Linked DNA regions of Homo sapiens: all the other regions are linked to region 6. A link is a loop called in an ENCODE intact Hi-C map of the cell type or tissue named here. Cell type or tissue: heart right ventricle. All regions are shown on one strand.

Evidence for each region. Peaks named below come from ENCODE experiments on the same cell type or tissue, not always from the same donor. Only the 100,000 strongest peaks of a DNase experiment are listed, where the experiment ranks them.
Region 1: it touches region 6 in a loop (7-fold over the local background); 32 of 110 quality-filtered maps call a loop at or near these places.
Region 2: it touches region 6 in a loop (9-fold over the local background); 57 of 110 quality-filtered maps call a loop at or near these places.
Region 3: a loop joins it to region 6, with 3 times the contacts of the local background. A loop is called at or near these places in 31 of 110 quality-filtered maps.
Region 4: it touches region 6 in a loop (8-fold over the local background); 40 of 110 quality-filtered maps call a loop at or near these places.
Region 5: it touches region 6 in a loop (8-fold over the local background); 56 of 110 quality-filtered maps call a loop at or near these places.

What each region holds. Positions count from the first base shown.
Region 1 is chr14:38,194,670-38,199,669 of GRCh38, forward strand. No RefSeq gene overlaps it. Among named protein-coding and RNA genes, the nearest start is that of SSTR1, 11 kb to the right of the region's middle. RefSeq lists enhancers at 995-1,983, 4,158-4,658, 4,659-5,000. In heart right ventricle, a CTCF peak has its summit at 2,811 (motif pointing left); no DNase peak of the experiment used is centred here.
Region 2 is chr14:38,865,840-38,870,839 of GRCh38, forward strand. The region is part of intron 2 of LINC00639 (long intergenic non-protein coding RNA 639); the gene reads right to left. Among named protein-coding and RNA genes, the nearest start is that of LINC00639, 49 kb to the right of the region's middle. In heart right ventricle, CTCF peaks have their summits at 1,909 (motif pointing left) and 2,113; a DNase peak (open chromatin) is centred at 1,912; H3K27ac peaks cover 844 bases.
Region 3 is chr14:38,206,869-38,211,868 of GRCh38, forward strand. SSTR1 (somatostatin receptor 1) reads left to right here and starts at 1,036. Exons shown (of 3, transcript NM_001049.3): 1 at 1,036-1,236; 2 at 1,575-1,741; 3 at 2,178-5,000. The coding sequence starts at 2,522. The coding sequence ends at 3,697. It overlaps LOC124903303 (a long non-coding RNA gene), which reads right to left and starts at 2,419. Exons shown (of 2, transcript XR_007064117.1): 1 at 2,214-2,419; 2 at 347-1,408. RefSeq lists enhancers at 838-1,499, 2,483-3,186, 3,187-3,889. In heart right ventricle, CTCF peaks have their summits at 2,348 and 4,189; no DNase peak of the experiment used is centred here; H3K4me3 peaks cover 4,349 bases; H3K27me3 peaks cover 4,898 bases.
Region 4 is chr14:39,012,921-39,017,920 of GRCh38, forward strand. No RefSeq gene overlaps it. Among named protein-coding and RNA genes, the nearest start is that of SEC23A-AS1, 88 kb to the right of the region's middle. RefSeq lists enhancers at 3,982-4,492, 4,493-5,000. In heart right ventricle, a CTCF peak has its summit at 2,649; no DNase peak of the experiment used is centred here.
Region 5 is chr14:38,874,911-38,879,910 of GRCh38, forward strand. The region is part of intron 2 of LINC00639 (long intergenic non-protein coding RNA 639); the gene reads right to left. It overlaps LOC105370457 (a long non-coding RNA gene), which reads left to right and starts at 3,820. Exons shown (of 5, transcript NR_135256.1): 1 at 3,820-3,831. In heart right ventricle, no CTCF peak of the experiment used is centred here; no DNase peak of the experiment used is centred here; H3K27ac peaks cover 2,827 bases.
Region 6 is chr14:37,901,500-37,906,499 of GRCh38, forward strand. It overlaps LINC00517 (long intergenic non-protein coding RNA 517), which reads right to left and starts at 625. Exons shown (of 2, transcript NR_135286.1): 1 at 517-625. In heart right ventricle, CTCF peaks have their summits at 2,296 and 2,514; a DNase peak (open chromatin) is centred at 652; H3K4me3 peaks cover 506 bases; H3K27ac peaks cover 1,422 bases.

The DNA of each region.
Region 1 (5,000 bases), 290 kb after region 6:
ACCACACCTGACCCCCATGACTGTATCTCTCTGATCCACCTGACATTCACACCATTTCCCCAAATTTCCTTCTTTCCTGTTCCTCACCCTGATCACGCTGGATTTATTGATGGCCTAATCGCCACAAACCAGCAAAGGCAGGTTATGCTATAGTACAAGCCACTAGCCCGCCTCTTAGAACCTCTCATTTCCTTTCCATCGTGGAATTCTATCCTCAAGGAAATAACTTCTCAGTGTTCCATCTGCTATTCTACTCCTCAGGGATTATTCAGGCCCCCTCCCTTCCCTACACATCAAGCTTGAGGATTTGCCCCACCCAGGACTGGCAAATTAGCTTTACTCAACATGCCCTGAGTCAGATAACTAAAATACCTCTTAGTCTAGGTAGATACTTTCACTGGATAGGTAGAGGCCTTTCCTACAGGGTCTGAGAAGGCCACCGCAGTCATTTCTTCCCTTCTGTCAGACATAATTCCTCAGTTTAGCCTTCCCACCTCAATACAGTCTGATAACAGACGAGCCTTTATTAGTCAAATGAGCCAAGCAGTTTTTCAGGCTCTTGGTATTCAGTGAAACCTTTATATCCCTTACGGTCCTCCGTCTTCAAGAAAAGTAGAATGGACTAAAGGTCTTTTAAAAACACACCTCACCAAGCTCAGCCACCAACTTAAAAAGGACTGGACAATACTTTTACCACTTTCCCTTCTCAGAATCCAGGCCTGTCCTCGGAATGCTACAGGGTACAGCCCATTTAAGCTCCTGTATAGACACTCCTTTTTATTAGGCCCCAGTCTCATTCCAGACACCAGACCAACTTAGACTGTGCCCCCAAAAAACTTGTCATCCCTGCTATCTTCTGTCTAGTCATACTCCTATTCACCGTTCTCAACTACTCATACATGCCCTGCTCTTGTTTACACTGCCGGTTTACACTGTTTTTCCAAGCCATCACAGCTGATATCTCCTGGTGTTATCCCCAAACTGCCACTCTTAACTCTTGAAATAAATAAATAATCTTTGCTGGCAGGACTATGCCGAATCTCCTTAGGCACTCTCTAATCAGATATCCTGAGTCGTCCCAATTCTTAGACCTTTTATACCTGTTTTTCTCCTTCTGTTATTCCATTTAGTTTCCCAATTCATCCAAAACCGTATCCAGGCCATCACCAATCATTCTATATGACAAATGTTTCTTATAACATCCCCACAATATCACCCCTTACCACAATACCTCCCTTCACCTTAATCTCTCCCACTCTAGGTTCCCACGCCGCCCCTAATCCCGCTTGAAGCAGCCCTGAGAAACATCGCCCATTCTCTCTCCATACCACCCCCCCAAAAATTTTTGCCGCCCCAACACTTCAATGCTATTTTGTTTTATTTTTCTTATTAATATAAGAAGGCAGGAATGTCAGGCCTCTGAGCCCAAGCCAAGCCATCGCATCCCCTGTGACTTGCACGTATACGTCCAGATGGCCTGAAGTAATTGAAGAATCACAAAAGAAGTGAATATGCCCTGCCCCACCTTAACTGATGACATTCCACCACAAAAGAAGTGTAAATGGCTGGTCCTTGCCTTAAGTGATGACATTACCTTGTGAAAGTCCTTTTCCTGGCTCATCCTGGCTCAAAAAGCACCCCCACTGAGCACCTTGCGACCGCCACTCCTGCCCGCCAGAGAACAAACCCCCATTGACTATAATTTTCCTTTACCTACCCAAATCCTATAAAATGGCCCCACCCTTATCTCCCTTCGCTGACTCTCTTTTCGGACTCAGCCTGCCTGCACCCAGGTGATTAACAGCTTTATTGCTCACACAAAGCCTGTTTGGTGGTCTCTTCACACGGACGCGCATTAAAAAAACATCCTTACATAATATGTTAAAGGATGCTATACAATATGGGGAAAATGATATAAGTATATGACCCAAGAGGATGAAAAAATTCACTTATTGGCAGAAAGGACAACATCATTTGTATGTAGAAAATCACCTCTCAAAATAGTAAGTTGCTGAAAGGGGAGTGGTTGCGCTAGAATCAGCACCAATGACTCTTTTATCCTATTTCTCAGTTTTAGGGGAAAAGACTCTACAAAACTACAGGTGTTTTGCTGACAGTAGAAAAAAACCTTCCCTTGTTAACATGTTAGTCAAGCTTTGGAAAAGACATCACATGTCAAATCCTATCACAGGATGCTTTATAGAGATTATCTATTTTAAATTTTATTGGAATTTCGATGACATCAAGTTGTTATTGCTTGGACCACAGTGGTGGTGGTTATCTGAAGATTTCTGCAAAAGTGCCATGCCTCCTCAAATAAGGCAAGTCATCTAAAAAATATCCCTTATATATATTTTTCATTTCTTTCATCATGTTACAGAGAATTTCAGTGGTATTCTAAGACTCAGCCTCCCCAAGGAACCAAATCAAGCTTTTATGCATCAGTGGAAACCAGAAATTACTAACAGTATACACAGTGGCAATGGCCAGAGATTACTCTTTCATCTGGTTCAACCCCTAGAGACACAAGGTCTCATCCTGTTCACACCCAAATCCCCCTCCTTCCCCAAACACACAGCCTCCACATGCATTCTCTGACAAGCCTGAGTAATATTTCATCAGTTCTCCCTAGCCACTCAGTCCAGGTTTTAATATAGCTGGAATATCTTGGGTAGCTTTATCAAGATGTAAACCTTATAATCAAGGCTTAGTTCAAAATTTAAGTTTTTCCAGCTGTCAACTGACATACAACTGTATAAAATCTGAAACTTTCCCTATCAAAGTTCTCAATGTTAAAATCTCCCCCTAGTGGATTTTCAGAGCATGTGTTTTCACAAGTAAAACTGAATAGAATTTTCAAAAAAAAAAAAAAAATGCTAAAAATTTCATATGTGTGAAAAATAAGACCTATTAATCTCAAAGTTCAGAGGGGAAAAAATGCAATTTCATTTAAAAGCTTGCCATCAAAAAAATTCTAAAACTAAAGTAGAATAGTTTTGGTTTACTCTAGTCTTATGTGCAAGTGTGAATATTGAGTTTTACAAGTTTTTCTTGTGTGTCATTATCCTCTATTAAGTTAAGGCATTTTAATGGACTAAACATGGTAATTTCTTACTTAATTGTTTAGTGAAGAGAGGCATAATGTTTCAATTAGGAAAGAATGATCCCCCACATGAGTGAATCTGCCATCTGTGTATTCTCATCTGTTAAAACTGTTAGTCAAATCAACAAAAGTCCAAGTGCAAAGTCCCTAAACCAGTTGAAATGGGCACACACTTGCTCTAGGGAAGGGGAAATTTTATTTTAATTGATTTTGTTCCAGCAGCAATCCCTCTTCCTTTCCTGGGAATACATTTTGGCTGGGATTTTGTGGCATCAATACAAATCACTTCAAAGCAGCTATTGCTCATTTATCCTCTACCTAGCGGCTCTGCTGACCCACCACTTGGATATCCATTTTCCTGAGGTGGGGCAAAGATGAGGCATGACAAGACCACAGGAATGGTGTAGGAAAAAACTACAGAGAAATACTCATACAGAAGACAGCACAAAGCTGCCTGCAGTACTGATCGTCACATGTTTAGAACTGGGAAATGGTGGTCAGTTGTTAACAGAAAATGCATTTTCTTTGGTACCAAAATACCAATGGCTCATCAATCTTAATACTTTTATAATAACATTTTTTAAGGTTAAATTCTTTCAAAACATGTCACTCCAAATTTCTGATGAGGTCTAGTTACTTTTAAATAATTAGGCAACATGAATAGAGGAGAAGACTGAGGCAATTATTGGATTCATTGAGGAATGCATAAAACATAAAAATGACTTAAATTTGCTATTTATGTAATTTCGTGGTCTCAAAACCACACTTTAATTGAATCGAGTTTAGTAAGAGATAAGACCACAGCAGTGTGGCATGATGTTTAAGAACACAGGCCTTAGGGTAGATTGTTAGAGTCAAATTCGAGCTCTGACTGTGTGACTTTGAGCCAGTTATTTAACCTCTCTGTGCCTTGGTTTCTTCATCTGCAAAATGAGAGTAGTAAATAGAAGCTTCCTCATAGTGTAGTTGGAAGGGTTAAATATGCTGAAACCGTAAATGGAAAGTACTTAGTACACACAGATCCCACAGCTTTTTTTGTTCACTTTCAGACATTAACAGTCTTATTTTCAGACATTATTTTAAAAATCCTTTTTAAATTGAAACTTTCATTTCTCATTGAACTTAAATCTCTTTGTCCCTATACCAGCTCCAGCATGACCTATGCTTGGATCCTGTAGTAGGGAAGAGGGAAGCGGTTAATTCTTTATCATGTCTTTGCAGTATTTTTTTACTCTACCTCCCTCACCCCTTTCTCTGTCTTTGGTTCCTGCAGGGGAGAGGGAAAATCATTTGGGGACAGCCAACTTCTTCCTTGAGCGGTGCAGTTATAATCATGCATTGTGCCCTCTGTGAGTGCTTCTTTCTCCTTTGAAATTCTTCAGTGGGTTCTTCAGCATCGCCCACTCTGTTGCTGGAGACCACCCATTGTGCCCTTGGATGGCGTGCCCAATATCCTTGGCCAGCTGGCTGCATTCCCCACTCAGCTACTGATTGTTGATTGTTGTGCTTCACGAACTTCCCGCTGAGCGTCCTCTCATCCTGGGGTGGAGAGCAGGCCCATCACGGGGCTCCCACCTGCCTGCCTGCCATACTGTCCATGCCAGTGCCTGAGAAACACCGCCTCTGCTCCACTTTCAGTGGGAACCAGCGTTTTGCACCCCCCTCCATAGCCTTTTCTCTTCACTCTACCACCTGAAGCAATTCCCACTGGGCCGCTTCTTCACCTTTAAGTTTTCCAGGTAAGAATCAGACATCAGTCTCTGTGTCTTGTCAAATGTTCAGGGATACTACCAAGCTCTTTAAGTGGTCTTATAGAAGCCTCCACAGTTTACAGATGGGGTAAGCACCCACTTTCCATCTTTTGTGGGAAGAAAAATGCACAGCACTCTGAGAACTG
Region 2 (5,000 bases), 960 kb after region 6:
TTATCACAGAACATATGAAAGAGCGCAAGTGGAGCTTAAAGGCAATAAATTGTTAACTAGCACACTGAGACTTGTCAACTATAAAGAGCCTGAGTTCCTGAACGACCACAAGGCCCCCACCAGTGGTCAGCAACCACCTGGAATGCTCACCTCTGAAATGTTTCATGAGAGAAAAATAAGCTTTTGTGTCCTTTGAGCCACATGGAGAGGGGAGGTTATTTGCAATAACAATTTGGTTTTATCCTAATTCAGTACTCTTTCATTTTAGAGTTTCTTGGTTTCCTGCCTTGTTTAGGAAGATCCTCTAGAGTTTACTTAAAAATACGCAGCAGGTGATTATCTGATTAGGAAAAAACTTGTCAAAAGAGAATATGGTCACTTTGGTTATGGTTAGTTAACAGCTACTTCCTAATACAGACAAGTAAGGAAGAAAATAAAAAGACAAATGAACATTGTATAAGTAAAATGCCATAAACAAACCACTCTAGCTCCTTTGAGTAGCTTCTGTGAATACTTTCCAAAATGCAGACTTAAAGCAGCTGCAGAGAGGATGTTAATGTAAAGTAATCATAACAATTAGGTCTCCTAGTATATCGAGTGTCTTGACCACTCTATACAAACATTTGTTAATTAAGCAAGAGGTGTGAGCAGCTGGAAACATGGAAGGTATAGTTCCGTACAAAATTCTACACTGTCTTATGCCAGAGAGAATTCCTCTCAGCATGTGGATTGCCCTGTCATGTGAAAAGTTAATTATAGCCTCTCCACATCATCTCCGTCGTCCTCCTTTCCTCTAGTATCATTTCCTTCTTTGTGAGAAGTCAGTGTGGGCCTTATAGATAAAGTCAGTCAACATTTACGGCTGTGCTGTGTATGCACATTATATTGCCTGGCACTGTGGGAAAACACAAAGGAAAAACAGGCCCTCATCCAGATAAATAAGCATTTATGGCCTATCAGGGAATCTGAACCAACACATGAGCAATACAGAATAGGCAGGCCAAAAGAACATATCACTAATGAAAGCACCACTTGTAACAAGTGCCCACCTGTAGTAGGAACAATGAAGAGATGCTGAATGAACACATTTTCATCTCCCCTTTCCTGTAAAATCAGCATATATGTATGTGTAAATACTGGCTAACTAATCAAGTCCACCAAAAGACAAGTCAGAATTTGGTGATTACCTGAAGGTGAGTGGAGATAAATATTTTTGATGCTGGTGCTTTTAGCATATAATGGATTTATTATATTTCAGACACTTGTTCTAAACAATAGCATAAAATCTACTGGCAAATATCATCTTTCTCACTATTGTTTTGTTTTGTTCTGGGGCTCTGTTCTGGAAATCAAGGCTTACATTTTAGGGTAATAAAAAACAAAATCACCTACCCTGCTCAACATTTAAATAACACCTTTGCGCCTTTCTACCTTCCTCCCTGTAGGAATTCCCTGCATCCCCGATCCCACCTGCCTAGTGAATTCCTGCTATTCTTCAGACTCAGTTCATACAAAACTCCTCTGTGGGGCCTTTTCTGAGTTCCTCTAGACAGAATTTATTCAGCTAGCATGAGTGTTATCATTGCATTTTGGAAACATTTACTGCATGCTTTTATCTCCTGCTGATCTGTGGCAAGGATTTTTGTCTTCAATATTTATATTACTACAGCATGGCATTTGTAGGTGGCCAATATAAGCTTATTAAATGAATACATTTTCACTTTTGCTATATAGTTTCCATAATCTAGTGTCAGAACTTCAAATTCTTAAAACATGTCACAAACAGACTAATAATATTCTAGTAAAATTGTGTGTTGGTTTGTATTTAGAGCAGTGTTAAAAGTCTTTCCACCGATTGTTCCACAGCCCATGGCAGCGTTGAGTTGTGTCCTGGAAGTACACTGCCCTCTGCTGGCGTACTTTTCAACAAGCACATCAGTGCAAGGCAGGCCTTTGTTTAGATGGTGGTTCTAATCCCCCCACCATGCTGGGCAGCAGCTAACCACATGGCCATAGCTATTTATAGAAGGACAGTAGTGTAGAATATTAATTTTCATTTTATAGTCTGTGAAACATAGGCAGGGTACCAAATAGGAAATAAAGGCTGGTAAATGTCTTTATGTGTATTTTATATGGAGCCCTGAGTTGCTTAGAAAATTCGTATCATTTTTATTGTTTCATAATTTGAAATGGCTTTATACCAGTCTTGCTAAGACCACATAATTGTATCAAAGAAATATAAGACATTAGCACAACAGATCAATACACACACACACACACGGTGTGTTTCTAATTTTGTAAATACATGTTCTATATGCACATATCTGAAGGAGGAAAGGTTAGGAATAATGTCTCAGGATGCTAGTAAATGACAAGATTTTTAGCTGCTTTTAATTTAATTTTTGTTATCTTCTGTATTTTCTAATTTTTCTGAAATAATCATGAACTACTTGGAAATTAAAAAAAATGAAGAGAGAAAAGTTTATAGATAACGTTGCCAGGGGAAACAGTAATAGATAAGGCCTAAAGGCAAAATTAAAACTATCCTGCTTAGTGCAAGTAAAAGAAGTACCTTCTGATGCTTAACATCACTAAGAAAAATAAATCTATAGTTGTCGATTACAGGAAGAAATGTGCTTGTCCTCTCAGGGAGCCACTGTTTAGCCAGCCCCTCCAAGACAGGTCCTGTGAGGCTTGGTTCAGCCCCATTTACCTAGAAATTAATCATTAAGCCAGGCTGTTCTTCGTTAAGAAGCCAATGAAGTCGGTCTGCCATAGTCCCAGAAATACGGCTTGTGAAAGACTGCTTGAGTTACTCCAAAAAGAAACCAAATCATAGGCACTTAGAATACCCTGAGAAAGCTCAAGAAAGGGGGGAAATGGCATGAACACTTGGCAAAGAAAGCTCAGCAATTTTCTTTTTAATTATTGAGATAAGAGAGTGAGTTTGGTTTCATTTAGCTGTTCAAATAGAAATCTATTTAAATATTTAAACAGAAAAGCCTCCTGATCTACCATCCTGCCCTCCTGTAACAGCTATGGCCTCTCCACAGAGATGAATTTTATAGTGGATTTGGTTTGGGAAACTTCTGTTTTATGGGTTAGAAATTGATTTCAAGAGCATTCAGCAGAGTAAAATACACACAATTGTGTATTTGCTTTGGGGGTAAGTCCACACTCCCTTGCAGTACAAACTAAATCTCCTGCTGGTAAACACTAGGATGTTTGGCGTTTGAATTGCTTCTCTTTTAGAGATGTGGTCCTGATAATCTCTTTCACAAACTATTAAGGGCCCAAACCCTCCACGAATGCCTGGCCCTTACTTCCTGGGCATCATCCTGTGCTGTGTTTCTTCATTCTATTTGGACAAATAAAATTCAACAACATCAAAGCAACAAATATTTGTTATATGCCTACTTGTTGTGCCCAGTGAAAATTTACTCTCCCAGGTGGCTCCTGATAATCAGACAAATCTTGCTGCTTTCTTCCATAACCAAGCCCATTCCAGAATTTAAAGGTTTCTTTAAATTATGCACCCTTCAAGAAGCAATTCCACAAGATGGGGAAAGGCAGCCTGTCACAGCATTTAACCCATCAGACATTTTATGCTTCCAGTGTTTTACTCTGCCTAGAATGTCCAGACCATTTTTTCTTCCAGCAAAATCTTTTAACCTTAAAGGTCTAGCTTGATTCTCAACACTTCAGCCTCCCCTGAAGCACTACCTCCCTGAAGATGTAAGTTTCCCTTCCCTGATCATCGTTTCCAATTTCCTTGTTCCTACTTCAGGCAGAGCTCTAACACTGTATTACAATTTTCTGTTTACCATGTCTGCTTTTCCTCTTTAAACTATGAGTTCCCAAGGAAACAGACTGTCTCACAAAATAATATTCCCAGTACCTACTGTTCGATAAATAAATACTGAGTGAATGAATGAATGTAACAACCCCTAGAGAATCCAATTTGTCTGTATACTTTTATATGTACAATAAAAAGATTAACAGATCCAAAAAGACAGCGTGAGAGCTTTATCTCAACTCTTCACAATATGTGATAAAATAGAATTGAACAAGTACTGTTTTAATTAATACCTAACAGAATGGCATTTATTAATATTTCTGTAGAGAGTAGTGTGAAAGCAGCAATTTTCACTTTGAGATTTCTCATGGGGAAAAAAAAATCAGCTTTTCAAGAAGAAAAGTAGATTTTCCTAGCAGCTCAAACTTCCTTTCACCAAATTCTGTTAAATCGAAACAGCTAGCCAAAAGCTGTTGCACATTTTGTCACCCCAAAGAATGTGATTTTTTTTTCTTGCTATGTTGGTGTGAGCTTTCCCACATTGCTTTATTTGACTGTGTGTGTGCCATTGGTGGCTGAGAAAAGAAAATCTCAGATATCATTCCTTGATTCACCAATTATAAATTTTGTAAAAATTTGTAAAAATACAAATTGTAAACTTGTATATTCCTAGTTAATTTAGTATTTTATTACTTTAAATCATAGTTCTCTTCCTTGGGAAGCTAATGTCTCCTTAATAATGAATTGTGCTTTTCCCCTAAACTATTCCCTGTTATTATTCCTGAACATTCCACACATAAATTCATCTCTGACCTTTTAGATTAATCCCTTTGTTGTTTAAGATCAATTTCGTCTACTTCCTGGTAGCCAGCAAGCCTGTTGGAAAAATATATTCATTCTTTCAAGTCCACAGTAGCACAAAATGCATTCCACAAGCTAGTATAAAACCATTTACAAACCAGAGGCTCCCAGGCTGGTAATTCAGCAAAGGTCCAGGCTGTCACTAATCCATCACGTAAATTGTTCACCTGTGAAACCATAGGTTCCGTATATGGAAATACAAAGCTAAGTCATTGTCCTCATAATTCAGGTTTTTTCAACTCTAACCTCATTACCTGAATATTTCAGATGAATGTGGGGGTTAGGTCAGCCTGAACAGTACAAGTAGAGAGGGTAGGTTAATAACTTTGCAATAGCTAATGTC
Region 3 (5,000 bases), 310 kb after region 6:
AAATAATGACTGTTGAAATCCAAGCTCCCAGAGGTACAGATAGTCAGGTGTCTTTAGTCAGTGATTGGCAGAGGCATCTAAGGCATTATATGAGGCTTGGCTAGTAAAATGCTCTTCTGGGATTCTGGGACAATACCCACTCTCTTTTCTTTTAACTTAATGAACATTTATTTTCTCTCCATATGTGCTGTATTTGTAAAGGAAAAATAAATATAACTAAACACCAATTGTACATTCCACTTTAAAGAAGGCAATTTGTTCAGGTAAAATAATGGGTTAAAACAGTTTCAGCCGTATGAAATTTCAAATTCCATCCTAGCACATTCCTCATTAATAATTGCACACATTCCTATGAAAGTCTGTCATTTATTTTAGTCTTTGATTGCTATCATCAACACACTACAGAAGTTATTCTTTCCTGTTCAAGACAATTAGTTTTGGGAACTAAAACACATGCAGTATATGTAAGTGATTACCTGGATAAAGCAACAGGGCATTAGGAAATATACTTTTTTGTTTTTAATTTCTGCATCCATTTCTTCATTCTGGACCGGTACAGATAGCCTCCATGAGGAGTTTAGCCTCTCCTTGGAGTAAACTCTACTGAGAGGAGGAAAACTGAGACTTACAGTACAGCGGGCACAGCCTGGTTGAGGAGAAGGAGAAACTAAGGAAAAACTGGAGACAGCAAAGCTTGAAGGAGGCAGAGCACTAAGCTGCTGCGGGTCACTCTTCCTGTGAACAGGCTAGTTTCAAATAAAGGCTTGCAGGGATCTTACCGAGCAAAGCAACGTTTATGAAAAGGAACAGGGAAGTTGCATGGAGTGTGATTCTTCCTTCCACAGGAACAGTTGGAAAGCCAAAGAGACCCTAGAGTAAGAATGGTGGTAAGTCCCAGGGTTCGTTTAAAATCCTGATAACGGAACATACATTCTTTCTTACGGGAAAACCGTTTTGATTCTTAAATGAAGTCAGTGAGCTTCAGGCTTGCCTACATTGATATCTCCTAATGGTTTGGGCACGTGACCCAGAGCCAGCTCACAAATCAAGCCTCAGAAAGAGCTGACATCCTAGCTCTTCCCGGAAAAACTCGAATGTCGCCCTGCCGTTCCTGGGGTTGGTGACAGGTCTGGTCATCGCACGGCGGCAGCTCCTCACCTGGATTTAGAAGAGCTGGCGTCCCCGCCCGCCCAAGCCTTTAAACTCTCGTCTGCCAGAACCCGCCAACTCTCCAGGGTACAAAGTACAGCAGGGACGCGGGTGGAGCCCTTCCAAGCGGCGCAGCCTTATCTTTCCCGAGTGAACACCTAGGTGGATTCCCAACACCGCGCCTGGCACGTTTCTGGAGGGAGTCTCAAGCTCCTCCAGAGCTCCCAGCTGCGCGTCCTCGTTTCTGCAGTCGATATTCCTGTGGGAGACACGGGGGGCTCTGAGCGCTACGAGCTTTATTAAGAGATTTGCGAATGGTTCACTCAGGTCCCTGAACACTCCCAATAGCCTAAGCTGCCTGCTGTGTTATAGCGCAGAAGCCCCTAACGCACGGTGGTTGTCCTTTCTTCTCATAACGCTCGCAGCTTAGGGCCAGTTTCCGCGATTCTAAGAGTAATTGCGTGGGCACCTGTGCTGGGGCCAGGCGCAAAGAAGGGAGTTGGTCTGCGCGAAGATCGTCAACCTGCTAACAGACCGCACATGCACTTTGCACCGACCATCTACGTCTCAGTCTGGAGGTTGCGCACTTTGGGTAAGGAGGGCCCGGAACTTCCCTGGCGGGTCTGAGCTGCAAGGCAAGCGAGGGTGGGAAGAGGGAATTTAGGGTTCTGGACTGCGGGACGGGAGAGAAGCTGGGGTCTCCAGAGAAAAGGGCAGCAATGGAGGGAAACTGAGATGAACTCCAGACATCCATGTTCATGGATCCGTTTGAGTCTTTGCTTTGGGTAGGAGAGGAGTGGAATGAGACAGAATCTATACCTTTGGTTCCCACCCGCCCTCCAGTAAGGCCGAGGAACTCTCTTGGTTCCTCTGAGAGCAAGAGGCAGATGGTGCTGCGAGGGAACCCCGGAAGGAGCCACTAAAGTTGAGCAGAGTGCAGGACTGGGAAGGAAAAAAATGGGGGGCGGGGGGGACAAGCCACCTATGTGCTCTCCTCCCTTTCTCCACCCCACCCCCTTTTTTCGTAGCTGCTGACGCGCTGGTGGTGCCTATTAATCATTTACCAGTCCAGAGCCGCGCCAGTTAATGGCTGTGCCGTGCGGTGCTCCCACATCCTGGCCTCTCCTCTCCACGGTCGCCTGTGCCCGGGCACCCCGGAGCTGCAAACTGCAGAGCCCAGGCAACCGCTGGGCTGTGCGCCCCGCCGGCGCCGGTAGGAGCCGCGCTCCCCGCAGCGGTTGCGCTCTACCCGGAGGCGCTGGGCGGCTGTGGGCTGCAGGCAAGCGGTCGGGTGGGGAGGGAGGGCGCAGGCGGCGGGTGCGCGAGGAGAAAGCCCCAGCCCTGGCAGCCCCACTGGCCCCCCTCAGCTGGGATGTTCCCCAATGGCACCGCCTCCTCTCCTTCCTCCTCTCCTAGCCCCAGCCCGGGCAGCTGCGGCGAAGGCGGCGGCAGCAGGGGCCCCGGGGCCGGCGCTGCGGACGGCATGGAGGAGCCAGGGCGAAATGCGTCCCAGAACGGGACCTTGAGCGAGGGCCAGGGCAGCGCCATCCTGATCTCTTTCATCTACTCCGTGGTGTGCCTGGTGGGGCTGTGTGGGAACTCTATGGTCATCTACGTGATCCTGCGCTATGCCAAGATGAAGACGGCCACCAACATCTACATCCTAAATCTGGCCATTGCTGATGAGCTGCTCATGCTCAGCGTGCCCTTCCTAGTCACCTCCACGTTGTTGCGCCACTGGCCCTTCGGTGCGCTGCTCTGCCGCCTCGTGCTCAGCGTGGACGCGGTCAACATGTTCACCAGCATCTACTGTCTGACTGTGCTCAGCGTGGACCGCTACGTGGCCGTGGTGCATCCCATCAAGGCGGCCCGCTACCGCCGGCCCACCGTGGCCAAGGTAGTAAACCTGGGCGTGTGGGTGCTATCGCTGCTCGTCATCCTGCCCATCGTGGTCTTCTCTCGCACCGCGGCCAACAGCGACGGCACGGTGGCTTGCAACATGCTCATGCCAGAGCCCGCTCAACGCTGGCTGGTGGGCTTCGTGTTGTACACATTTCTCATGGGCTTCCTGCTGCCCGTGGGGGCTATCTGCCTGTGCTACGTGCTCATCATTGCTAAGATGCGCATGGTGGCCCTCAAGGCCGGCTGGCAGCAGCGCAAGCGCTCGGAGCGCAAGATCACCTTAATGGTGATGATGGTGGTGATGGTGTTTGTCATCTGCTGGATGCCTTTCTACGTGGTGCAGCTGGTCAACGTGTTTGCTGAGCAGGACGACGCCACGGTGAGTCAGCTGTCGGTCATCCTCGGCTATGCCAACAGCTGCGCCAACCCCATCCTCTATGGCTTTCTCTCAGACAACTTCAAGCGCTCTTTCCAACGCATCCTATGCCTCAGCTGGATGGACAACGCCGCGGAGGAGCCGGTTGACTATTACGCCACCGCGCTCAAGAGCCGTGCCTACAGTGTGGAAGACTTCCAACCTGAGAACCTGGAGTCCGGCGGCGTCTTCCGTAATGGCACCTGCACGTCCCGGATCACGACGCTCTGAGCCCGGGCCACGCAGGGGCTCTGAGCCCGGGCCACGCAGGGGCCCTGAGCCAAAAGAGGGGGAGAATGAGAAGGGAAGGCCGGGTGCGAAAGGGACGGTATCCAGGGCGCCAGGGTGCTGTCGGGATAACGTGGGGCTAGGACACTGACAGCCTTTGATGGAGGAACCCAAGAAAGGCGCGCGACAATGGTAGAAGTGAGAGCTTTGCTTATAAACTGGGAAGGCTTTCAGGCTACCTTTTTCTGGGTCTCCCACTTTCTGTTCCTTCCTCCACTGCGCTTACTCCTCTGACCCTCCTTCTATTTTCCCTACCCTGCAACTTCTATCCTTTCTTCCGCACCGTCCCGCCAGTGCAGATCACGAACTCATTAACAACTCATTCTGATCCTCAGCCCCTCCAGTCGTTATTTCTGTTTGTTTAAGCTGAGCCACGGATACCGCCACGGGTTTCCCTCGGCGTTAGTCCCTAGCCGCGCGGGGCCGCTGTCCAGGTTCTGTCTGGTGCCCCTACTGGAGTCCCGGGAATGACCGCTCTCCCTTTGCGCAGCCCTACCTTAAGGAAAGTTGGACTTGAGAAAGATCTAAGCAGCTGGTCTTTTCTCCTACTCTTGGGTGAAGGTGCATCTTTCCCTGCCCTCCCCTGTCCCCCTCTCGCCGCCCGCCCGCCACCACCACTCTCACTCCACCCAGAGTAGAGCCAGGTGCTTAGTAAAATAGGTCCCGCGCTTCGAACTCCAGGCTTTCTGGAGTTCCCACCCAAGCCCTCCTTTGGAGCAAAGAAGGAGCTGAGAACAAGCCGAATGAGGAGTTTTTATAAGATTGCGGGGTCGGAGTGTGGGCGCGTAATAGGAATCACCCTCCTACTGCGCGTTTTCAAAGACCAAGCGCTGGGCGCTCCCGGGCCGCGCGTCTGCGTTAGGCAGGGCAGGGTAGTGCAGGGCACACCTTCCCCGGGGTTCGGGGTTCGGGGTTCGGTTGCAGGGCTGCAGCCCGCCTTGGCTTTCTCCCTCACCCAAGTTTCCGGAGGAGCCGACCTAAAAGTAACAATAGATAAGGTTTCCTGCTCCAGTGTATCTCAAAAGACCGGGCGCCAGGGGCGGGGGACCTAGGGCGACGTCTTCAGAGTCCGCCAGTGTTGGCGGTGTCGCCGCAACCTGCAGGCTCCCGAGTGGGGCCTGCCTGGTCTCTAGAGGGTTGCTGCCTTTCAAGCGGTGCCTAAGAAGTTATTTTCTTGTTTAACATATATATTTATTAATTTATTTGTCGTGTTGGAAAATGTGTCTCTGCTTTCCTTTTCTCTGCT
Region 4 (5,000 bases), 1.1 Mb after region 6:
GGTGCATGCCTGTAATCCCAGCTACCCGAGAGGCTGAGGTATGAGAATCACTTGAACCCGGGAGGCAGGGGTTGCAGTGAGCTGAGATCGTGCCACTGCACTCCAGCCTGGGTGACAGAGCAAGACTCTGTCTCAAAAAAAAAAAAGACAAAAGAAAAAAAAAGAAATCAGGAGCTTTGGAAGAGAGAGAGAGGAAAGTAGGAGACGGTTAATAGTAAAAGAGGGAGATTTGGGACATGTCTGAGGCCTTGTGCCTCAACCTAATATCAAAATGCCTGGTGGAGGAGATAAATAGTAGAGATTCCAGGTAAGTGTGAAAATCTCCAGTGAAAAGGAGCTTGTATTTTTCTTCCTGACTGGAGTTCTATTCCACCAACAGACAGCTATATAAGTAGATAGTAGCAGGGAGATGGCCCAAGAGAACACCTGCTCACCCTCACTCACATGTACCAGAGTATGGCTGGGGAGCTGGGAAGAGCTTCAAGAGGTTTCAAAACCCTTAGTGAAGGGTCCAGAAGGTGTCTGAAAATTACAAGACAAAACACTGAGCTTAACCCAATTGAGTGGCTGTGTACAGCACACAGCCAGCGGCCAGAGGGTAGACCAGATGAGTTTTGGAAGACCACCGGGCCACTGTGAGCAGATGTGGAACCTAGCCAGCAGGGGGTCATGGCTGGCCTCTCCTGGAGCACCCCCAAGAGAAACAGCCCACAAGATACAGAAGTAACAGATAGTGAGGAAAAGGCTGATGGCCAAAAGCCAAATGGAATTGCCTTCCAGCCAAAAGCCAGTGATGACCAAACGCCTCTTCCTTGATCTTAGGACCACATGAAAGCTCCACAAGGGTTTGATCACTCTCAGGAAAGGGGCAGAAGAGGGGCACAGATTCTAGAGAAAACCACTTGGGTTTACATCTCAAGTCTGCCAGTAAGCGCTGTGTGACCTTGAGCAAGTTTTTTAAACAATCTGTGCCTTAGTTTCCTCATTGACAAAATGGCAATAATAACGGCACCTATCTTATGGGTTATCCTTCGCACATAGAACCATGCTTGGTGCAGGATGAGCACTCAATTCATGTTGCCAGGTAGTAATAAAAACATTATTAGACATTATCAGTAAAGACATATTAGTAATAAAGATGTTATTAATGCACGTGATGATATATTTGTATACAATCTGTACAGTGCAATCTGTGGGTATCACTACTTACCAGTTGTGCAACCTGTCACAGGTCTTTGAGCCTTAGTTTCCTGGTATGTAAAATGTAGATAATAATGTGGATGTAGGGTACCAGGGTCAGGCATGGTGGCTCACACCTGTAATCCCAGTGCTTTAGGAGGCCAAAGCAGGAGGATCACTTGAGCCCAGGAGTCAAGACCAGCCTGGGCAACAAAGTGAGACCTTGTCTCTGCAAAAATAATAATAATAATGTGGAGTACCTGATAGACAATGAAGAGTTGGAGAGTAATGCCTCTCATTTGAATGACAGCCAGCACTTACAGGGCATATATTAAGCGCCAAGCAGTGTTCTAAATATATTATAGGTACTCAATTGTTTAATCTTCATACAACTCTATGAAGTAGGTGCCTATGATTTTCCCCATCTTGCAGCTGAAGAAAGAGGCCCAGAGAAGTTAAGAAATGTGTCCAGTGTAATTCGACTGGGAAATGGCAAAGCTGGGCTTTGAATCTGTACAGTGTTCCAGAGTCTGTGCTCCTATACATTTCACCCTGCCATTCCTCTGCTGTTTGCATTTGTGCTTAAAGTCAACATCAGTGGAGTCTTGTCCCCTAAAAGATATGGAACATATCTGTTTTTCCTTCTTCACTAGATGAAAATATATTTGATTATATTTTAAAAAGAAAATGTCTGAATCTAAACTCTGCTGCATTACCTCTACTGGAAATAGCAAATACTCAGACATAGATACTTAGAAATATCTGAGACACCACTATTTCTAACGTTTACCAAGCTGTTTATCCCCACAGAAGAAGCCCCCCACTCAGATAAGTAATTCACTCAAGCATGGAAACTGAGTAGGAGAGAATTTTTAACATTTTAGAATCTTCCACTAGATATCACTTTCTGACATAAATTCCCCTGACTATGGGTCTAGTGCTTTTGCTGGATCAAAAGTATTACTGCACTTTTAAATCTATACTTAGGTTGTGACCAAAATGAAAATGTGGCCAAAATATTAAATATTCTGCAAGAAATAGGTTAAAAATGTGGTCACATGTGAAGATGCTAGGATGAGGTGACCTCAAAATCCCACCCAACCTTTCTTGTTGTGCTATAGAATCCATAATTGCTGCTTTTAAAACAGTTGACTTACAGAGCATATAAAGAATTTCATTTATTTATAATTTTTTATGGGAACTCAGACTTTGAAAGTCTTTCATGCATGGTGTGCAGCTGAAGTCATTTTTCAATTTTGTACCCTTTCGGCAAACTATGTTTTACTTTTGGGGTCCAATTATTTCAGACATGAGCAAGGATTACCTTTTAAAATCAAGGACTAAAGCTTGGGTGTTGATAGAAAAAAATCACATAAAGAATTATTAATAGAAAAGTTCAGAATTTAAAGTGGAGAAAGATACTAAAAGCCTTGAGTTTCCTATTACAGAAGGAGCTACTGCCTCCCTGCGGTGATGAAGTGTCAGTGCCTTCAAACTACATTTGTCTCTTGATTGAAGTTTAGTTATCCTTAGCACTTTCAGATATGAAAAGCTTTCCTCTTTCTTTTTAGTTTATCCCTCTCGAATTTCTTTCTTTCGTCATTCTCTTATTTGCTCAAAGAAGCTTTAATAATATTAAAAAACAGAGTGAATTTAAAATGTTCACTCAGTTCAAAAGCTATTTCAGCAACCCTACAAATAAGTACAAAGTGAAAATAATAGAGAGAAATGTAATATCTCCCAATAGAACAAAAAAGCGCAGAATAATTTGTGACTCCCAACACAAATTTTCACAACCCTTCTAAAATTTAATAGTAAAGAACACTTGGCTAGAAATAAAATTGTAATATTAATTTTTTTAAATCACAAGATTCAGAAATAAGGGAGAATACACGCTAATGTATATAAGTCATCTAACACATGGAAAAATATTTCATTGATTATTTTAAATGAAATTACAATTTTCTTTCCAGGGAGTGTTTTGGGAAGATAATTGATTAAATCCTGTATGCTTCTCTCCCCGCAGATATCTGAGTGGTAGGTTAGTTCTAACTTTCTACAATCATGAGCAAGTGCTATTTTTAGTACAAGGTACTGCTCCATAAGTCATATTTATCCCTAGTCTATCAGCAGGTATGTAACCTACATACTACTGCATATAACATTATTGAATGATAATATCCCTGAGCTATTTTTTTAGCCACAACTGCCAAAAAATACCTACTGATGTTATGCAAGATGTTATAAAGTTGTGCAAAGGAGTGTCCATGTTTGGCTCAGACTCCAGGCAAGTAGGGCATTTCTTCACTAGAACACCCTTCCTGTGGCTACAGCCCACAAAAAAATCCCCACACTGCAGAGTGGACACAGCAGGCAGAAAGAACACGAACACACAACACTGCAGAAAGCTGTAGCAGCATCTCATTATTTTTATTAACAAGAATAGTAGACAGATGGCCTCATCCAGCATTTTGGAGAAAAGCATGGCCTTTCATTAGAATCCGTTGATAAGGATTCAGCTCTTAAGGTCTCTCTCTCTCTGTCTCTCTCTGTCTCTCACTCTCTCTCTCTCTCTCTCTTTCTTCACGGGCTGTCACTCTGCTGCCTAGGCTGGAGTGCAGTGGCATGATCATAGCTCCGTTCGGTTTTAAACACATGGGTTAAATCGATCTCCCACCTCAGCCTCCCAAGTAGCTGAGACAACAGGCATGCACCACCATTCCTGGCTCAGCTCCTAAGGTTTAGTAAATCCTGTGAGTAAAAATAAACGTCTAGGTAAGAAGTGTATATCCCAGAGCCAACACAGTGGGGCAAGCATTGAGTGGGTGGGGCCTAGGAGAAACTCTTCATGTGCTGGGAGAAGAACACATCAGAGAACAGAACCATTCCCAAGACATACTGATGAGCAAGTATCCCTGAGAGAAGAACCAGAGAATGACAATGGAATTCTCCATGTGTGTATCATTTATACTTTTCTTGTGGATAAATGTATAACAAGTGGCTTGGACTAAGATGCCAAGATAACAGATAGCAAATTCCAAGTGAGCTATAAGATGGATTACCGGTTATACAGGGGTAGAGCCAAGATGGCTGAATAGGAACAGCTCTGGTCTACAGCTCCCAGCGTGAGCGACGCAGAAGACAGAAGATGGGTGATTTCTGCATTTCCATCTGAGGTACCAGGTTCATCTCACTAGGGGGTGCCAGACAGTGGGCGCAGGACAGTGGGTGCAGCGCACCTTGCGCGAGCCGAAGCAAGGCGAGGCATCGCCTCGCTCGGGAAGTGCAAGGGGTCAGGGAGTTCCCTTTCCTAGTCAAAGAAAGGGGTGACAGACCGCACCTGGAAAATCGGGTCACTCCCACGCTAATACTGCGCTTTTCCAACGGGCTTAAAAAACGACACACAAGGAGATTATACCCCGCACCTGGCTCGGAGGATCCTAGGCCCACGGAGTCGCGCTGATTGCTAGTACAGCAGTCTGAGATCAAACTGCAAGGCGGCAGTGAGGCTGGGGGAGGGGCACCTGCCATTGCCCAGGCTTGATTAGGTAAACAAAGCAGCCGGGAAGCTCCAACTGGGTGGAGCCCACCACAGCTCAAGGAGGCCTGCCTGCCTCTGTAGGCTCCACCTCTGGGGGCAGGGCACAGACAAACAAAAAGACAGCAGTAACCTCTGCAGACTTAAATGTCCCTGTCTGACAGCTTTGAAGAGAGTAGTGGTTTTCTCCCAGCACGTGGCTGGAGATCTGAGAACGGGCAGACTGCCTCCTCAAGTGGGTCCTTGACCCCCAAGCAGCCTAACTGGGAGGCACCCCCCGGTA
Region 5 (5,000 bases), 970 kb after region 6:
GGAACTAGAAGTCTTCACAAATTCAAAGACCAAAGAGGATGAAACTTAGAAAGTGAGACAACTGTTAAAGACAAAAAGCAGTAGTTCAGAAATAGATGAGTTCCTAGTTCCTAGTGGTGACCAGATCCAAGGTGTGAGCATGAAAGTGAGTTCTGGGAGCAGAGTGAAGGTATAGATATTGGCATTGAGATAAATGAACTCCAAGCTACTGATTGTGCATACCAACTGTATGTTTCTCAGGGCTTTATTTATTAGATGCCAAGCATAACACCTCTAACAACCCTATGAGATAGAAACTATTATTTTCATCATCCTCATTTTACAGATGAAGAAACTGAGACACAGAAAGATGAAGCAACTTGCCTAAAGTCACACAGCTATACTAGAAGGACTAGGGATTTAAGCCCAGGCAGTCTGGCTCCAGAATTCTTGCTCCCAACACTACACTACACAACTTTCCCCAGAATGGCACAGTAGCATCTTGGAGCTATAAGCAGCATGGCTCAAATCAGGAGATTTTTGTAGGAAGGTGGAAGATGAATGATCACCTAAAATGTAACTTAATGCCCTCCCTAATATCTGCAGCATTAGTACTGCATTTATTGAGCTTCCACTATGTGCCAGTTTGTGCTATTTTAAAACAATTGATCCTAGTATAGCAGCTATAGAGCTAGGATTTCATTTTGTCTGTATTCCTTCCCTGGAATTTTCACAAAAGGTTTTTGTTATTTAAAAAAAATGATAGCCTGGTATTCAGCCTGCTGGGTAGTAGGATCTTAAATGATTCTATAAAAATCCACTGTCTAGCAGCCAAATATACTCATCTGAGAAATAACTGAACAATTCACGGTAGACTCAAATGGTGCTGCATCCACCGGAATAACTAGCTGGTGATAGTTTACTTTACAGCCCACCTACAACAAAACTGAGAAGTTGCACCTGACACTAGTCAACCTGGCCATCCTAGAACTATCTATACTGCAATATCTTAGCACATCCTAAGGAAAATATTTAGAGATCACACTCATTTTTTAACTCAGATTTTAAACACTCTAGAATACTGTGGCTATGTGAAAGAGCTCCTCCTCGCTCAAATATTCAACTACATCAAGTTGCTTTTTTCCGTTTTCAACATTTTCTGAGAATTATACCAAGAGTTGTGGCTTAACTGTCAGCATTGCATAAATTTTCTAGCACCTGGGTTATCGGTGGAAGTAGGATGTCAATATAATGTCATAACATACTCTATTCAATATTTGTGGTAATAAACTTCAGAATGAATTATGACATACCATAATTTTTCTGTGTTAATGAAGGATGGAGTTGCCTGTGTTTAAATTTTATAGCCTCCTTTTAACAACAGTTACAATTTCATTGGTCTTCTTCCAAAAATATTTGTAGGAAGTATCTTATCCCGTCCCACCCTCCATCAGAAAATACTAAAGTCAAAATGTAGCCATAGTAAGCTAAAAATGTAAAGTTAAGAATCATTATTCTCTACAATGTGAATTATCAGGACTTGCTAATCAGCCATACGAAATGCAAACACTGGCATTGAAATAGGAATTTTTGGAAGGCAGGATAGCCTAGAGGCTTCAGTTTGAATTTCTTCATTTGTCTGAGTATGTTTCCTTGTCCATAAAATAATGACTTCTTCCCACGATTTTTATGAGAATCACATTTATTCAAGCATTTGCCACACTGCTTAATTTAGCACAAAACTAGATAATATCATTTATCTTTTCGTCCTTTTCATTTGACTTCTCAGCAGCTCTTGTCCCAGTGGCCCTCGTTCCTTCTTGATACACCCTCTTCTCTTGGGTTTTCTCATATTTTCTTTGTCTTCTGATATCTTAAGGACTCCTTTGCTGGTTCTTCTTCATCTATGCAATCTCTAAATGTCACATTCCCTTACAGTTCAACACTAAGTCCTCTTCTATTTTTCTCTCTCAGCTCTCTCACCAGGCAAACTCACCCTCTCGCAGGCCTCAAAGAGTACCTACCTGCCAAATTAACAGCTCATTTCTCTCCTCTTAGTTTCAGACTCATGTATTCTTTGTAACTACTTGATATCCCAACATGGAGATCTTACAGACATCTCAAAGCCTCACGTTCAAAACCAAGTCAGGGCCGGGCGCGGTGGCTCAAGCCTGTAATCCCAGCACTTTGGGAGGCCGAGGCAAGAGGATCACGAGGTCAGGAGATCGAGACCATCCTGGCTAACACGGTGAAACCCCGTCTCTACTAAAAATACAAAAAATTAGCCAGGTGTGGTGGCAGGAGCCTGTAGTCCCAGCTACTCAGAAGGCAGAAGGCTGAGGCAGGAGAATGGCGTGAACCCAGGAGGCGGAGCTTGCAGTGAGCAGAGATCGCGCCACTGCACTCCAGCCTGGGCGACACAGTGAGACTCCGTCTCAAAAAAAAAAAAAAAAAAAACAAAAAAAAACCAAGTCAGAGCTGACCCCTGAAGGCCATGCCTGCTCAGACTTGCCCTTTCTCATGCTCCCTCTCCCTGGAAATGCTCCACCATCCACCCAGTAGCTCCAGGCTGCAATCTGAGCATCATCTGATTCTGTTCTTTCTCCACCGTCCATACCTAATCCATGCCAAGCCCTGCCTGTGCCCTATAAGAAGATCCTCATGTTGCCTTTCAATTCTAAAGTCTCGGCTTCTTAGAGCTGGCATTCAAAAGAATTAGCACATTTCAAAACCCTCTACTAAAGTGTATCTTAGAGATTATTTATAAATGAAGGGTTTGATCACAACTATAAAAATATTAATAGTTTAAAGGCAAAGAATATTCCTAAGAACACTCAGTGTTACTAAGTTTTAAAAAAGAGATACATGGTAAAATAAGTTTGGAAAATGCTAGATTAAACAGAATTAAGGTTTTCACTGTTGTCATTGCTGTTTTAACTCCAGACTTCTCAGAGTTTTTGAACAATCCTCATGAATCCATAAGAGGAACATGACCCGTGTGTCACATATTCACCACCCTCTGGTTTATTCTATCAAAAGGGGCCCAGAGCCAACTTCATTCTTATCTGGGCCACCCTCAATTTCCCTAAGGACTGCCATTCATTTTATATCTTGTTTTCATCTGGAACTCCTGAACTCCTGTTCCTTTTCACATGACATTCCTCTTCTTCTTGGCATCAGCTGTAGGGTAAATGTGAAGTTTACCACATATCCTTAACTGCTCTTTATTTCCCACAAGAGCACCAAACAAGTTTTCATAAAAATATCAGACTTTCCCAAGGGCTTGGAGAGGCAAGGAGCATTACGTCATAGCAATTCAAACACCTTAGAACCGAAGATTAGATATCTCCATTCTTAAAAATCCTCTCCTCCTCTCCACCAGAAACCTCTGATTGGCCACCATTGTCCATTTATTCCAGAGTACTGACAGATTGCCTAATCTCTCTCCTTCTTACTCCCTTCCCTCTCTTCTCTACTCTTCTTGGCTTTTCTCCTCTCTCAAACTATACAGTATTTACTTTCAATGCATATCAGATTGACTATTTATTTGATTCCTTCTTCTTTTTCAATCCAGCCAATCTACTCCCAACTGCTTACCAAGTCATTTTTCTAAACAAAGCACTTCCTTCAATAGAAAAACTGCAAGATATGGCTTCAGCTACCAACCTAAAATAATTCAGCATCTTATAGTCAGCAATTGAGTTCTTTTGAAGGGAAGTGTCTTTGCTTAGAAAACTTTGATTGTGACATCCCTTTATTTCAGAACATATTCTAGAATTTCTGTTTCATAGAATTCTTCTTGAATCACAAATTTAAAAAAAAGACAAGACAGAAACAAATTGACATCTCAGGGTAGGTGAATGTTGGGAAGTGGATGTAAAGAAAAATCAACCTGCTGCTTATATAATTGTCATGCAACCCAGGACCTCATGCCATGCCCTTACCCATCCCTGTGGGTACAGGAGTTGTCTCAACAATGATCAGACCAGCAATCTGATAGCAAAAAATACCCTACTGATTCTCCTCTTTTCTCCCACCTCATCCTCATGCACACACATGCATACAAATGCATACACCTTCCCAGGTTTTTCCCACAGGGCTCTCTGGAAGTCTGCTCAGCAGTGTCTTAAACTCCTGCATTACAGCAGGTTGTTGCCTGAGGTCCCAGAATCACTCAGGTCTGGATGGACCACAGCCCAGTGTGCTCAATGCCACTGTGTTCCAGAATATGTTGCTGAGACATCACTCAAGCCACCACGAACTCCGCTGCACCTCTCCTATCCGTTGGAGTTGTTGCTGGCCATGTTGTTACCCTCCCCAAATCACCCACTTTGACTCTGACTGAGCATCAGTCAGCACTACAGCTTCTGCCCCTTGTACTTCCTCCTCTCTGCCAGTGCTCAGCTTCTCCTCAAGGTTCTGATATACCTCCCTCTTCTCAACATTGCCTGTTCTTAAAGGAGCCCCTAAGCAGACCTGCTTTTTTCAGCTGCTATGAACCTTTTGGGATTTTATGCTGAAAATTCTCTCTTCCCAGAGGCATGTGTGCCACCAGGATGGCTAGTCCCATGGTCATTTTCTCAGGGCTGCTATAGAGCAGAGAAACAATTCATGGGCCAAATCTAGCCTGCCACTTGAGTTTGTAAAGTTTTATTGAAAAACAGCCACACCAATTCACCTACACATTGTCTAGGGTTGCTTTCTACTGCAATGGTGGAGGTGAATAGGGTGACAGATAAAGACCTTGTAGCCCACAAAGCTTAACATATTTACTTTTTGGTCCTTTTCAGTAAGTATGTTGATCTCTGCTATAGATGAAACAACAGAACTGTATGATTCCTCAATTTAGCCAGCATAATTTGAGGAGCATCCCCTTGGTGCACACAGACCCAGTAATCTTATCTGGAAAACTAACAGGATAAATGAATCAAAGGATAAAACACTATTCTAACACATGCCCGGGACACTATAGGCCATTCTGATCATGAAAATTAAATAAACAAATAAAGCAAATTTTTTTT
Region 6 (5,000 bases):
GACCAAGTCAGCCAACGTAAGAAAATAGAAAAGAGGAAATAACAATAAAGAATAAGGAATAGTAAACCTAAAATCAGATGAAATGGCAAGGCATGTGCATCTCTTTTCATGTAAGATATGAATGGTCTAAAATCATCAATCAAATAACAGAAAACTTCAGATTGAGTTCAGAAAATATTACACTATCTGTTGCTTATAGATATTTCACACACCACAAAGTGGCCAAGAAAGTTTGAAAAGTTCTTGTAGATGTGTGACAGTCATGCAGTATGCACTTCATATAGCTGTTTATTATTTAATTTTATGAGGGATGTTGACCAGCTGTGGTTTTAGAGAATTAAACTGGGCTTGGATTCATGCTAAAGGAAATAAACAAACTTATGGAGAAAAAGACATCACTATCTTTTCATGATTCTCACTGGGAACATTGTTCTGCTAGAAGTGGAGAAAACAGGAGAGACAGAAGGAGAATCAGTCTCTTTAGGATATGTCTTGCCAAGAGGGCATGTTTCCTACCAGTTGGATGGAACCCTGTGGTGGTGGCGGTGGCTAGGCAGCTTCCTGGGAGCACTTCTTCCTGCCGTTCTCCTTACAACCCACCAGGAGCCTGTCCTGGCGGGCGCTTTAGAAGGCAGGACTGCCTTGGGATGCATTGGGTTTTTCCACCCACACTAGTTCCCGCCCTTTGGGGACAGGAAAAGGCAGTTGGGATCCAAATAGACTGATTACTCTCTTTTATGGAATTCCTCCAGATACAACAGTAATTCAGTTCACATTGCTCATCAACGTGCAGGCCACATGTCTCTGGATGGTCCCTGTATATTTGAACATTCTTCACTTGCTCTGATGTTTTCCCCAGCTTCCAGATGTTCTTGGGAGATTACAAAACAGACAAGAATAGAAATTGAAAATTTTGAAAGCATATTTTAGTCTCTATATAATATAAATTTAGCGTAAGTCAAGCTAAGAGATTAAACCTGATGTGCATAAGAGTATTTTCTTTGGATGCAAATGTAGAGGAAAAACACACATTTGATGTTGGAAACTAAGTATGCTTATTTTCTGTTGGCCTTTGCCTTGAACCTAGTTCTGTAATGGGCACATAGCAGATATTCAATACATCGTGTTAAATTAATGTCATTTAGCAAAGTGAATTTTATCCACAAACTTTTGTCATAATAAAAACATGATTCGGAGTTGTTATGTGGTCTGATCCACGAAGAAGAGCTAAAATTACAATGCTGAGCTAAAAGTTGAAGTGAAATGTACCCAGTTAGAATCATGTAAGCAAACAGGGTTATTAGTACTAGTAGTACTTGAAAATGTGAGTGGAAGACTAAATGACAGAGATGTTTTGCATTGACTTTCATGTTTTCTCCTCAAGTCCAAGATACATTGCACTAAAGGTTGGAGTTCCAGTCATGTAGAGTGAAGACAGGTCTTCATATTAAACACAGCTAGAGCCTAAATGAGAAATAAGTTCCCTTTTCATTGAAACAACTGAACATTTTCTTTCTGAGTTTGCCAATTGTAGATGGTTGGTGGGCAAGAGAATGTATGCTTTGAACATTATTGGAGTTGTTGTGTGAGCATGAGAGAGACTCAACCTTGTCAATAGAATCAGTTTGTCCCCACTATCCTAGCCCGGATTATTACCTACTCTATTCTCAAGATGTAATCAAAAGAGAAGATACCTCTAGCACAAAGCCACGACCATCTGTAGACAGATGATGCAGTGGCCTTTGAACTGGTGGTGACCAGAACAGTAGCCTCATGGGAATGAAAGTGTTTTTATAACACTGTGCCATATTACCTCTGTTTTTTGAAAGACTTCAAGAATATATGTAAGACAGTTCTTATAAATTTTCATCATTTATGGGTGGTGTCCAAACATTTAGACATTTGGAGTTTATCTTGTTGGTATGCATGCATTAATACCCAGGGACCTGCAGGAACCAAATTCTAGATGTGCATTTTTCACTCTTACGCTACTCTTAGAAATATTTTGAGCTTGTCATTGTCTGGCAGATGCAGGGAACATGGGCATGGAGAGTTCCGAATACTGATGCTGTGTTGGAACTTAGTAATTCCCTCAGGAAATGTTGGGTCCCTCCCAATCTCCTGCCATCTCTTTTACTGCCCTTAGCTAAGTCCATCACACCCCTTGCTATAATCCTGGGCAATCTCTATGCTGAGAAAACTCTTCTGACGCCATTCGCGGGCTTTCGTCTGTGTTCTTCCTCGATCATACACTTGGCTGTAAAATAATATTTTACCATGAGGTGTCGCTGTCTAACACATAATGTAAGCAATAAAGTAAAATAATTTCAATTTATTTTTAAAAATCACCTGATTGATACTGTAACACATTAAATATGTAGATTTTGAATTTTTTGCTTTAGATAAGAAATTCAGACAGAAAAAACTGGCAAATCTTCAGTTGGAATTTTTTAAGTAAATAAAATGTCGAAGTTTATTTTATTTACTGGAAAGATTGCTAAGGAAAATCCAAGTCTTTTAGGTTGTCATTCTGAGCAATCTCTGACTTATTTCAAATCTACATTTCCGAAACTGTTTCTTTTGATAAAGAAGAAATCTGTCTTTAAGTACACCACACACCTTAGTCATATTGTGCTGTTTGTCACTGTTTGGATATTTGTATACTTTTCCATGCTATCTCATTTATTAGGAATATTCTTCCTTCACCCTCCAATGTTATCTGTTTAAAACCTACTTACTTTTACAAAGAAGCTTGGATACTAAGTTCTCTTAGTCCTCTATGAAAACTTTCTTAGTATTTTCAAATGGAAGCACTTATCCCTACTTTTAGGTCTGTATGCCTTTTCTTTACCTTTTTTTTTTTTTTTTTTTTTTGAGGCAGGGTCGTACTCTGTCCCCCAGGTTGGAGTGCAGTGGCGTGATCTCAGCTCACTGCAATCTCCACCTGCCAGGTTCAAGTGATTCTCGTGCCTCAGGCTCCCAAGTAGCTGGGACTACAGGTGTGCGCCACCACACCTGGCAACTTATTTTTTTTTATTTTTATTTTGTTGGTAGAGATGGGGTTTCATTATGTTGCCCAGGCTGGTCTAGAACTCCTGGGCTTAAGCATTTCACCAGCCTCAGCCTCCCAGTGTAGATCTCTATGCCATTTTATTGTGCTTTTTATGCAGCATTTAGTAAAACACTAGCTCAAACAATATTCGTTCCTATTTTATCATGAAAGTGATGATGAATGATTATGATGTAATGACCACAAAGCCTAGAACAGTGCTTAAAGGTTAGTAAATGTTAGTGATGTTAGTTAAGTAAGTGAATTAATAATTTAAAACAACAGACAGAGGAAGATTGAATTCTAGTTGACTTTCGAAGCATTGCTAATTTACTGGGTGCTGGAGACTGGCCATACAATACTAATTAAAGAGTAATGATCAATGACAGTATCTAAATATATAAAGAAATGCATTCTATGCCGTGCTGTAGGAAACCAATCAGAACAATTGATTTACTGTCCATGATAATTGATGACATGAGAAAGTAAACAGGTCATCAAAGTGTTAGCAACTCTCTTTTGGGCTTCTAGCTTTTTAGCCCTGCTCTTCTGCACAAGTAAGAACACAGTTAGAAACATGATATATACCCTGTCTGTATTCAAGTCAGGAAAAGTGTTCCCTTTATCCATCATATTGGTGATAAAAATAATGTGGTACCGACAATACTGAAAGGGGAGAACAGAAAGTCTATCAAGGTAAAAATTAAGGAGATTGGAGTTTGAACTCACTCTTTAGTAACTCAGTCTATTAAAGAGAGATGAAGATCAGACTTATTGGAGTTTGAACTCACTCTTTAGTAACTCAGTCTATTAAAGAGAGATGAAGATCAGACTTATTGGAGTTCAAACTCATTCTTTAGTAACTCAGTCTATTAAAGAGAGATGAAGATTAGACTTACTTTTTTCTATCACTATTGGTCTTTGTGATTATTACTGGTAAGCTTGTTTGCCACCCTACTTAGCGCTCGAATGGAAATGGGCTATTTCAGTTACAACCCTCAGAAAAATCCCCTCCAAAGGTTGGTAAGCTGTCCCAGCAAGCAGAGATTCTACAAATCCTGATAGTCCCAAACACTCCATCCAGAACTAGCTGCCTATACTCATTGAAACCTATCCCCAAAATTCTGGTGCAGTATTGAGTCAACTGGCTATTATTTTAATTTTTAAAGTTATAGGAAATCATTTATAGAAATTAGAGCAGCTATACATTTTGTTTGATCAAATTACCCAGGACAGACCAAAATTTATGCATACTTTTGATGTATTTTCATCTTCTTTTAATGCTCTTCCACATTAAAGATTCTACTAAAAATAACTTAAAACAACCTTACAAAATCTAAAACACATACAAAGATTTCTAATGTGTGGTGATGACCAACCAGTGACATCTGATTCACCCTCTAACCTTTGCATTAAGATACTCACAAAAGTACATGGAGTTGCAGAGGCATAGTGTCATGGAAAATGTAAAAATACTTTTTTGACTTAGCAACATCTTGGGGAATTGCTTCTAACTGTCATGTGGTTGATCAGGAACCTTGATCTACGTATTACCAACAAGGAAATAGTGGGAAAAGGTAACCACCCATCCCTTTTGCTGTGTCCTATCTTAACTAACTGCTAGAATTTAGAAAAGTCTTCCCCATACTGCCCCACGATCACTTTCTAATGTGTTGAAAGCTATTCCTTTTCCCTAGTCAGAACCTGGAGAAAATCTATAGAATGCATGTAAACTATTAGCTTGGGGCGCTTTTTGTGCCTCAGTGTTTGAGTACCAGTATGCCAGATAGGAAGAGTGAGAGGCAGGTTTACAAGGCAAATGGAACCAAGAAGGTGTTTCAAGCTTCTGGGCTCCTCAGAGAGGATTTTGCAAAGAAGTTAGTGAGGAGTTTTCTCTGAATTGGACTGTGAGACAGGTATAAGTTCCTTTCCCATTTGGGGTGGGTCGCGG